2 separate regions of the Homo sapiens genome follow, and region 2 is linked to region 1. Evidence: read pairs that join two places in POLR2A ChIA-PET (ENCODE). Cell type or tissue: OCI-LY7. All regions are shown on one strand. Links, peaks and the distances in the headings refer to the core of each region. The heading gives the core; the rest is flanking DNA.

The links. Peaks named below come from ENCODE experiments on the same cell type or tissue, not always from the same donor. Only the 100,000 strongest peaks of a DNase experiment are listed, where the experiment ranks them.
Region 2: POLR2A ChIA-PET joins it to region 1 with 7 read pairs; 2 of 35 experiments call an interaction of 5 or more read pairs at or near these places.

Annotation. Positions count from the first base shown.
Region 1 is chr11:60,492,731-60,498,427 of GRCh38, forward strand. MS4A12 (membrane spanning 4-domains A12) reads left to right here and starts at 48. Exons shown (of 7, transcript NM_017716.3): 1 at 48-98; 2 at 4,583-4,864. The coding sequence starts at 4,589. In OCI-LY7, for the core only: no CTCF peak of the experiment used is centred there; no DNase peak of the experiment used is centred there.
Region 2 is chr11:60,399,966-60,405,670 of GRCh38, forward strand. MS4A14 (membrane spanning 4-domains A14) reads left to right here. Exons shown (of 5, transcript NM_032597.5): 3 at 439-489; 4 at 2,947-3,096. Among named protein-coding and RNA genes, the nearest start is that of MS4A14, 6.4 kb to the left of the region's middle. In OCI-LY7, for the core only: no CTCF peak of the experiment used is centred there; no DNase peak of the experiment used is centred there.

The sequences.
Region 1 (5,697 bases), core at 1-4,000:
GGAAATAAAATCTACCTATAAAATCCAGGTAAATATCTGATACTGGCACACAGGTTGGAGCAGAGAAAGAGGAAACATAGAGGTGCCAAAGGAACAAAGTAAGTCCATTGATACGTTCTTGCCTATCTCTCCTCCAAATCAATGGGCACAAACTGTGGCTGGTCTACCTGTGTGGGTTCTGTTCTCTAGATTGGAGGGATGAAGACAAGTTCTTGACTCTATGTTGAGGCCAGTTGAAAAATGAGGGAGAATAAAACCATGAACGAAACAAGAAAGAAACAAAACAGAAGAGGAATGAAAAAGTAAGTTGGTTGCTGTACAAGAGATAAAACGGACTGCAAAAAGAAAAAAAAAGCTAATGCTCGCTGGGTGCGGTGGCTCACACCTGTAAACCCAGCTCTTTGGGAGGCCGAGGCAGGAGAATCACCTGAGGTCAGGAGTTCGAGACCAGCCTGCCTAACATGGTGAAACCCCATCTCCACTAAAAATACAAAAATTAGCTGGGCGTAGTGGCAGGTGCCTGTAATCCCAGCTACTCGGGGGGCTGAGGCAGGAGAATCACGTGAACTCGGGAGGCGGAGGTTGCAGTGAGCCGAGATCGCTCCATTGCACTCCAGCCTGGGTGACAAGAGTGAAACTCCATCTTAAAAAAAAAAAAAAAAAAAGCTAATGCTAAGAAAGGTGAATAATAGGTTCAACTGTATGCCATTCCATGAACATGGGCCCAAAAGGACGAGGCCATGCCCCACTGGGCACTTGATGATTATGTGGCTACCACAGGGACAACATAGAACACAGAAGTAATACTGGAGCCCTTGGCTTTGTAACACATTTTAATTAAGGTACTTCTTTCTGACAAGAAAACAATTAAAATTAAAATAGGTAGGGAAAGAACATTCATTTTCACCAGATCAGCATTTTGTGAAAGGTGATATAAGTGTATACCTGTGGATGTACTGGGTGATTTTGTGAAAATGATTCGGTTTCATGTTTTGCTTTATGCTATAAAGTACTCTTGAAAATAATAATCATCTTCACTCTGTCAAAAGTGAAGTTAGCATGAAAATGAGGTAGAAAGAAACTATAAAGAAGTAAATTTTTCCCATTTTTATTTGAAATAATGTAATCACAGAGCAAATTGCTGAGGTTTTCTCTAATTGCTTTAGTCTTATACTTTTGATCTCATCAGAGCTCCAATATTTTTATGTGTTCCTTGTTCTTAAAAATAATTGCAGTTGTTCTAATTCTTATTTTTAAAAAAAGGACAACTAGGGGTAAATATTTTGTCAACTGTCAAGAGAACAATCCTACTAAGTCAATAGGTGGAATCTATAAAAGGAGTCTATTTATTAGTTTCCCTTCTCATGTATCATTTACAGAATTGTCTTCATTTCAATTGAATAATTAAAGAATCAGAACTGGCTGGCTCTGTCTTTAATTCCTTTTATAAAACCAGAACTTGACCCAGTAAAAATGTATTCTGAGTCCTAATAACTATAGACCTAGCCATGAATAATCTGGGTTCTATGTGAAATTTACAGATCTTAGTCCAGAAACTAAACAGCAGATATGAAAGGAGAAACTGTTGATAAATAAATGAAAAGTATTGAGTTTTCCTCATAAAATTTCTCGAGACAAAAAAAAAGCAATGATCAACAGCAAAGGAGAATGTAATGAAATCATATACATGCAGAAACGTGGACAATTCTTTAATTGTATGCTTTTTAAAAGCTCAAAAAAATTCTTGTTCTGGTTAATTACTGTACTCTGAGTACCCATCTCCTATTTCTTTGCTCTTGAAATTGACCCTGTTCAATTCCTTTTATAAACTTTTCCTATGGCCACATCCACTGCCTAAAACAAGATAGAATACCTTGGGATCTAATAATAAAATAATAGTTCCTTTTTAAGCTCTTGCCATGTGCTAGGCACTGTTCCAACAGTTTTGCATAAATTAGGATAATTTGAACTTTAGACTAGCCTCCTTAGGTACCTTCTGTCATTTTACAGTTGAGACATAGGAACTAACAGGGATTTCATTAAGAAACTTGCTTAAAGTCCCAGACTTAGTGAAGTAGCAGATTGAAGATTAGAAAAGAGGGCTTGAGCAATATTTGGCCACCGAAACCAGATCCATAGGATGTATAACCTCACATTCTCAAATGCTATTGAGAGTTACGTGGTGTTACTCCAAGAGTCACAGCTATGGACTTGTTTCCTTTTTCCTTGTTTAAAATAAACTTTTGTGGGCTCAAATGTGTTTACATTTTTTTTTTTTTTGAGATGGAGTCTCGCTCTGTCACCCAGGTTGGAGTGCAGTGGCACGATCTCGGCTCACTGCAAGCTCCACCTCCCGGGTTCACACCATTCTCCTGCCTCAGCCTCCCATGTAGCTGGGACTACAGGCGACCACCACTACACCCGGCTAATTTTTTTTTTTTTTTTGTATTTTTAGTAGAGACGGGGTTTCACCATGTTAGCCAGGATGGTCTCGATCTCCTGACCTCGGGATCTGCCCGCCTCGGCCTCCTAAAGTGCTGGATGTGTTTCCATTTTGAAAAAAAAAATTCCTCTGTAATCAGATATTTCAGAAAGATGTTTTCTCCCTTTTCATTGAGTTTTCAACCATTTTCAGTTGCATCTAGTATCGGAGGGTAAGGGTTATGAGTACAGGTTCTGGATTAAATTCTCTCATTGTGAAATGGGGATTTTAGTAGAGTACCTATCTCATGGGGTTCTGTAAAGGGTACAGAGATAATGTATCTCATGCACTTAACATAGAAATAATAATAGAGCCAACCCTGTAATCGGCACAATTCCACATACTTTGCAGAGAATAACTCTTTAATACTCAAACTGACTCTCTAAGGAAGGTAGTCTTATTAGCTCTATTTTACAGACAGAAAACAAAGGCAAAGAGAGGTTAACAAACTTGCCAAAGACACAAAGTTGGAGTTAGATCCCAAGTTCATGTTCCTAAACATGACACTATACAGACCCTACTGTGCCTATAATAAGTCTTTAATAAATGTTAGCTCTCTATACACCTCACCTAAAGCTTGCTAAAGAGAATCCTTACTAACTCACTCAATCACAAAGAAGTTAATCCGGTTTATAAACTCCTCTCCATGGCATCAGAAGACAGAAGTTTTGTTGTTGGGTAGTTGCAGGAGCAGAGTCAATACCCTGTCACCAAGGCTGGCCTGGAAAACAAGCTGCAAATGTCCAGAGTGATGCTGCATGGAGGGGGATTCTGAACCAACAGCCAAGAATCCCATTTTCAAGTCCTAACTCTGCCACATGTTTTCTGTGTAACCTTGAGCATGTCACTTAACGACTCAGCTTCAATTTCTCATCTGTAAATCAAGGGGAATGAGACAGGATAAATGGAAAGGGTCTTTTCTACCCTAAAATTTCTGGATTCTATGAGCACAGGGTCTGCATATGTGTCCTTGTTAGATACCAGTGATACATTGTACCAATAGGTTATTCATAGTATTCATACTTCATACCAAGAATGAGACATTCATCACTCTAACTTTCTTGATATTCATAAGCACAAGAAAATTGTTGTGCTTTTGAAGACCTCAAAAAAAGGAATCTAAGGCTAAAGACAAATTTTTTAAGTGTCATAATTTTTTTCAAGAATTAATAGTCATTGTTGTCCATATTCAGTTGTACTGGCTTATTTCCAACAAAATTTCCCTTGCCTACATGGGGCCTGAGATGCTCTAAGCTTTCAGAAGGACAGAAATGAATAAAAGCATTTTTCCTAAAGAACAGAAGAATCATCTTAAGTGGGCATATGTGAACTATCTAGTTTCCCAATTACTGGCAAACAATTTTAATCTTGGACTGCCCTCCTTGCCATACAAGTATTGTATTACTTGGCCCCTGTATTAGTTTTCTATTTGTTGATATAACAAACTACCACAAATGTAGTGGCTTAAAACAATATAATTTTTTTATCTGACAGTTCTGTAGGTCAGAATTCCAATACCAGCTCACTAGACTAAGTTCAAGGTGTCAGCAGAGTCATGTTCCTTCCTGGAGACTCTAGGGAAGAATCTGTTTCCTTGTTTCATCCAGCTTCTAGAGGCGACCCATACACCTTGGTTCATGGACGCCTTCCTCCAACTTCACAGTTGGCAGCATAGCATCTCTCTAATGAGGGATGGTTTCAGGATGAAACTATTCCACCTCAGGTCATCAGGAATTAGAGTCTCATAAGGAGCATGCAACCTAGATCCCCAACATGTGCAGTTCACAGTAGGGTTCATGCTGCTATGAGAATCCAATGCCATGCTGGTCTGATAGGAGGCAGAGCTCAGGCAGTAATGCTTGCCTGCTGCTTACCTCATGTAGTGCAGCCAGGTTTCCAACAGACCACAGACAGGTACCAGTCCTTGGCGTGGGGGTTGGGGACTTATGAGAATCATGTTTCTATCAGTTGTTATGGCCCATTATCTGCTCACTTGTTCTCTCCATTTGCATAGATAATTGACATTTGACATTTGGTAAGATTTTCTTTAGTTTCTTTTCTGGATAAACGTATCACTTTTGTATGTTTTGTGATACTTAGGACATAATGATGTCATCCAAGCCAACAAGCCATGCTGAAGTAAATGAAACCATACCCAACCCTTACCCACCAAGCAGCTTTATGGCTCCTGGATTTCAACAGCCTCTGGGTTCAATCAACTTAGAAAACCAAGCTCAGGGTGCTCAGCGTGCTCAGCCCTACGGCATCACATCTCCGGGAATCTTTGCTAGCAGTCAACCGGGTCAAGGAAATATACAAATGATAAATCCAAGTGTGGGAACAGCAGTAATGAACTTTAAAGAAGAAGCAAAGGCACTAGGGGTAAGTCTATTTACTACCAGAATTTTAATTTCACATTTGCAAGGTCTTCTTATAAGTTATAGGAGAGTATCATCCAATTGCTAAAAAGTTCTGAACGTTATTCTGAAATTATCTCTTTTAGACAGAAATATTTAGTCTGCCTATAGACTTTCCCTTGAGTTCATTTCATTTTAGATCAAGCAAAAATATAACAAGACACAGAGGAGCCTCCCTAGCTGGAGAATTTGGTAATATTGACGTGACAGAAGCACTGTTACATCTAGCTTGATCTCATTTCTTCAAAGGACTTTTTGGACAATCTCAATCCCATCTCTGGATTAGTTACAAGTCTGGTTTTTGCATAAAGGTGAATTTACATAACAATGAACAATGATGGCTGCCCCCAGAAAAGGAAACTACAAATGGGCAGTCTGGGAAAGGCTGAGTGTGAAAGAATTGGGGGACATTCCATCTGCTATGCCTCTTTCACCAATACCCTTAGAGATGCTACAGTTTAACTGTCACCTTACTTCTACAAAGGAGACTCTGAACTGACTGCCTTGTTTCTGTAGGCATTGTAAAAACAAAAATGCCCTACTTGTAAGAAAATTCCACCTGCCTAGGTAGAATTGTTAGTCCCTTCTCCGTGCTTTCCAAATACATCATTCATCCCGCTAGCACAATTCCACCAAATTATATTAAGTCTCTCCCTGTGAATAGCTCAAAATGCTCTGCTGGAGCATTCCGTAAATGAATGCTCATTATGTGCCAGAAACTCTTCTAGCCATCTTACTATGTATTTCAAGTTGTGATGTTTTAGGGAAGTAAAAATGAGCATAAGTTCTCCTGCAGCA
Region 2 (5,705 bases), core at 629-4,628, 92 kb before region 1:
TCATGGGAAATGAGGGACTCTGATAACTACACTAGATATCAGTCCCCATATCAGCCTTTAGAGGGGTCTTCCTTGAGAAAGTCTCCCTTCACCTGCTCAGAACAGGCACAGCTCCTCCTCTTCTCTTCAAGGCCCAGAGCTCAGGAATCTCTTTTTGGAGCCCCAGCCGGATCAAACATCTGGTCCTCTGGATCTTAGAGGAGCCTGCCTGTCCCAGTTGGCCCTGGCAGAGAGCGCTTGTTCAGTGCTGAGCAAATCCAGCACAAAGTTTCTTCCTACCCTACCTACGCCTACCTTCCCTACTCCCTGATGCTCAGGTGGAAAAACGGGATGGTCTTGGAGATTCACAAACAGATATTTTGCAAATCCAAGGGAAATTATACTGCAAGGTGGTCAAACACATCACCTGTTAACTTTTGTCTCTTGTCTTCTTAACAGTTTATTCTTACAGGATACCTCACAGTAACCGATAAGAAATCAAAACTTCTGGTAAGCCACTTAAACTACATAAAATTTAAAATCTTCTATTTGTTTTATATCATCTTTATGTATGAAGCCTTTAGTAATAAAGTTACCTTTCAGGAAAATCTGTATGCATCAAAGTTGCAGTTCAGATCATTCCTATTTGCCAGTGCCACTGTTTGCCTGACAGACATTCTTACACTTGTTCCCATTTCCCTGGTCAAGTAAACTAAAAGAGTTGTTTATTGGAAACCATTCTGCATCCCTGTAATTCATTGTTTGTAATTAGGGGTAATTCCCTGCCCTGCACCCCCCAGGACCCAGAAATATTGGACAACATCTGAAGACATTTTTGGTCATTACAACTGGTGTTATTGGCAACAAGTGAGTAGAGGCCAGGGACATTTCTAAGCATCTAAAATGCACAAGGCAGCCTCCCCCCAACACAAAAATTATCCAACAAAAAATGTTTATAGTACCAAGGTTGAGAAACCTTGCTCTAACCAAAACCAATCCTAAGCTCTCACTAATTCTTCCTCCCAATCCTAGCCCTATCTCCAATACCAACCGAGGCTTTTCTTTAGATCCTGCCCAAGGTCTGGAAGAAAGAGTTTGGGCATCAATGCTGGATTGTTCTAGGATTGAACCAAGGCTATCACTCACTTCTGTGTTAACCTGAAGGGAAAAGTGCCTACTTCTAAGGGTTATTTTGAGAGTTTAATGAGACATTACTGATAAAAGGCAAGATGATGCTTAAATGTTCATACTCCTTTCTAACCACTCTGATCTTGTTTAAGGTCCTGGGGATGTGGGCCTCTCTGAAAGTCAGTTGAACTCTGTTCTTATGGTCCTCTGCCAGTTTCCTCTAGGGATAGTTACAAGGCATAGAGACATTCTGAGGGGAGGGCAGATAAATGTTTCCATCCCTGCTTATGGAAATACATGCAGACAATGCAGATGAAGCCCCAAATGCTGTTCTCCCTGTATTGACTTCCTTCCAGAGCTGAGAAATAAACTATGGGTAAGGAAAACCTACTCCTGACTCACTGAGAGCTATGCAGATGGAGGTGTGCAGGAATGATGGAGGCAGGATGCTGAACCAGGCATCAGAAGACCTGGCTTTTCATCACAGCCCTTCCACAAACCGTGAAAGTGATTGCTCACAGTCACTTACTTCCTTAATTCCATTTATCTGTAAAATGTGGATAACAACAAGTGTCCTTCCTACAGCACAAAAGTATAATGAGAATCAGAAGAGACTAGGCTGGGCATGTTCTTTGTAAAGCCCAATACACATGAGGGATTGATTATCTAGAGATCTTAGTCTATAAAATGTCCTATGGGAGCCAAAATAGAGCCTTGAGAAAACAAGGGGACTAAAGACCAAGAGAGAGATGGCCTATCTATATGTTCCTGTGCATTTTCTGCCAAAGTGCCTATTTGCAATAAAAACCTGGGATTGAGGTAAACATTAAGTCACAAGTACACTTCTGAGGTTTGCCACACCAAGCCACAAACTTCCAGAAAGGACTGGCTGTGTAAAGGCATCATTGTATTTTCCACCACGGTAGTCATAACACAATCAATAAAGGTACAGCAAATACCTGATGAATGGAAATGTGAAGCTTTTCTTTGTTTTTCCTTTAAAAGAGTGATATCAGTCCTGGGAGTGGGTAAGAAGGAAGAAATCAGATGACCCCCTTCCTGTAAAGGAACTCGGATATACCTACCCCACCCACCCACACCCCCCTCCAAAAAAATAAGAATGAATAAAGGGAATTGGGTGGGGCAGTGTGAAATATTTTTATTGCAACAATGAGTTCAAGAAAAAACACCTTTAAACTCCAGTCCAAATAGGTTAACATCTTTAAATGTTAACGATTCTGTTGATTATTGCTTGAATTCTCCCAGGGAATGACTGTAAACCACATGATTGCAGGATGTCACCTCTTTTGTTCATTTTTGTTTCTCCAGGGCCTAATGCAGTACTCACATGTATCTGGTGCACATTAAATATTTATGAAATAAATGAATAAATGGATACTACCCTAAAAGTTAGGTGACACATTCACATTTTTAAAGGCAGAAATTGAGATTCCAGGAGATTAGGTTACTTGCCTAAGGTCCTAGTGAAACTTGGACTTGAAATGAGGTTTCATTTCCAAGCAAAGATATTTGCTAACACATTGTACTGCTTCCAGATTATGAAAGATGGTGGTGATAAAATGAGATAAAATGGGATAAAATGAACATTTTCTTTAGCATTAGCCATAGAGCATCCTTAGCCCATTCTAAAACTTGGTTTGTCTTCTGACTTTAATGAGTTAGAATTTAGTTTATTAAGCCTTCCAATCATACTGACCTGATGGAACAACTCTTCCCTGAGAAGTATCTGGAAAGATAAAAGCACTAAAAATTTCTTACAAGATATTTTTGCTTTGGTTTCGATCTTATTTATTTTATCATTTTTAAACTATCTTTCAGGGTCAAGGTGTCACGGGCATGAATGTTATCAGCTCCTTGGTTGCGATAACTGGGATTACTTTCACCATTCTCAGCTACAGACATCAAGACAAGTACTGCCAGATGCCATCCTTTGAAGAAATATGTGTTTTCAGTAGAACTCTTTTCATTGTAAGTGGTCTTATTTTGCATGAAGAATCCCTAAAATCTTCTCTGAACTGTGTCCATGATGTAATGATTCACTGATTTTTATTTTATTAAATGAAGTTGTGTCAGCATTTGAACTGACGGTTGAGAAGGGTACCATGGGGTTACTGTTACAATGGTTAAGGAGCGATATTTTCTGGACTTGAATCCTGTTCACACAAGCTTGTCACCTTGGCCTAATATTGTATTCTCTCTAAGCTTCGGTTTTCCTCAAGTGGAAAATGAACATAATGAGAATGCTTACCTCATGGGTTGTTGTGAGGATTGCTTAAATTAAAACAGTACCTTGCACAGTTAAATAGTCAGTAGGTTTAGCTAATACAATTATTATGGCCATAGATTGAATTAAATTTTACTGTTTCAGCATTAATGAACAAAATGATCTAAAAGTTTGCTCAATAACACTGAGATCAAAATACAGTGGGGGAAGGTATTTAGAAGTCATTTAAAAAAATAAGGATTTTTATAAGCTTAAGACATACATTATTTCACATAATTGTGGCAATTTTATTCATTAAAGCAGATGAGAGATCTTTTACCAGGAAATGTAGTTGTCTGTGCAATTTAAAGTATTTATCTAACAAGTAATCAGTGACATTATTTTTAAGCATGTCAGTGACTCCAATAGGCCTTTCTCTCTAGTTCCCTAAGCAAGTCCTGGGGTTTTATTTTATTCCTACCAGCTATATCTTGAAGCATGGGTTCTATAATTTGAAGAATATTTGAATCCGTTAGAAGGGAAATAAAGTGGAATCACAGAAAATGGTCTTCCTCAGTAAATAAGAAATGAGAAGTTAGTTCCTGAATACAAGAGGTAATTTAATCCTCACAATCACTCAGTGAAATGGTCCCAGGGACTCTCTCATGTGTTCTGAGATAAATTCTAAAATTAGACTCATGATAGATTACTAAAGAAAGCCAGAAAACAACATAAGCGATAAAACCCTGTCCTAACTGGGCCAAGAACATGATACAACATTATAATTCTTGGCCATTGCTGAATGGACAGGAGGCAACTACTGTTTGTTATGTTCGTATATACGAGGAAGAACTTGTATATACCCGAAAGGGTTAAATCTCCAGATATATGAAATTCCGTATTTCCTGCTGTCCATGGATGGGTATTGCAAGATTAGTTACCTGCATACAGAACCATGAACAATCTCTTCCTAGTTCTCACTTACATAACTTAACAATTTCTTGCTGTAACCCAAACATCATAAGCTAAAAGAGCCAGAACAGTGGGCTTTAGATGTCTCTTGGGCTGACCCCTGTCCTAAAGACCAATCTATTGTCTATACTGTGGCTAGAGTAATCATTTAAAAATGTAAATCTGAGCCATTACTTAATGGCTTCCTGTAAAACGTATGATGATTAAGACCCAAATCTTAACAGCCTTACCAAACCCTGTAACACCTATCCTACCTATCTTTCCAACATTATTCCAGGACTTCATCCTTCTCACTCCTCCACACTCCAGCCACTTCCTATAATCCCTTAATGTGTCAAGTATCCACGGCCCCAAGATGATCAGAGGATCAGCTTCTTCCGGCTTTGAACCGTCACCAGGCCAGTTATACAATTAACTCATCCTCATACTTAAATCTCAACTGAAATACCACTTCTTTAAGGAAGTTCTTCCTGACCTCACCTCTATGCTCATATCTGCATAGATCCCCCATTAGAGTAGCGCATAGCTCCCAATCCTTCTTCACAGCATTTATCACAATTTAGTTAGGTAAATAATTATCTAATTACTTGTTATTGTCTGCCTCCCTTACCATGATGTAAGTTCTACAAAATCCAAGACCAGGTATATCTTGTTCAATGGAGAAAGTCAGTAAATTGCATACAATAGGGTCTTCATACATTTCAGTTTTACCAACAAATATTGAATATTTAAGATTTTGGGTGTATTGCAGGGAAACCAAGATTCAGAAACACACAGTTATTTGTTCAAGGTTAAGTGGGACTTTGGACCCACTTTTTTTTTTTTTTGAGATGGAGTTTTGCTCTTGTTGCCCAGGTTTGGAGTGCAATGGCACAATCTCGGCTCACCACAACCTCCGCCTCCTAGGTTCAAGCAATTCTCCTGCCTCAGCCTCCCGAGTAGCTGGGATTACAGGCATGCACCACCAGGCCCAGCTAATTTTGTATTTTTAGTAGAGACGGGGTTTCTCCATGTTGGTCAGGCTGGTCGCAAACTCCCAACCTCAGTTAATCCTCCTGCCTTGGCCTCCCAAAGTGCTGGGATTACAGGCGTGAGCCACCGCGCCCGGCCAACCTTGGACTCACTGTAACTCAGGTCTTTCTGTCTTCATAGTTTAAACTTTTGAGACACCATAAGGTACCATGTTACTTCTCAATATAAACATTACCTTAAAGCAAAATGGGCAAAATGGCAATCTGTGGGCTATATCCAGCCTGTATATATGTTCTATCTGGCTCTTTAGGGAAAAACAAACAAAATAGGCATTATGGTATCCATGTTCCCACATGACAGCAATTGGCTGGAATTGAGTAATGGATGCCTCCTATGAATACTATTACTCTCTACTCTTTCCCTGTTTAGT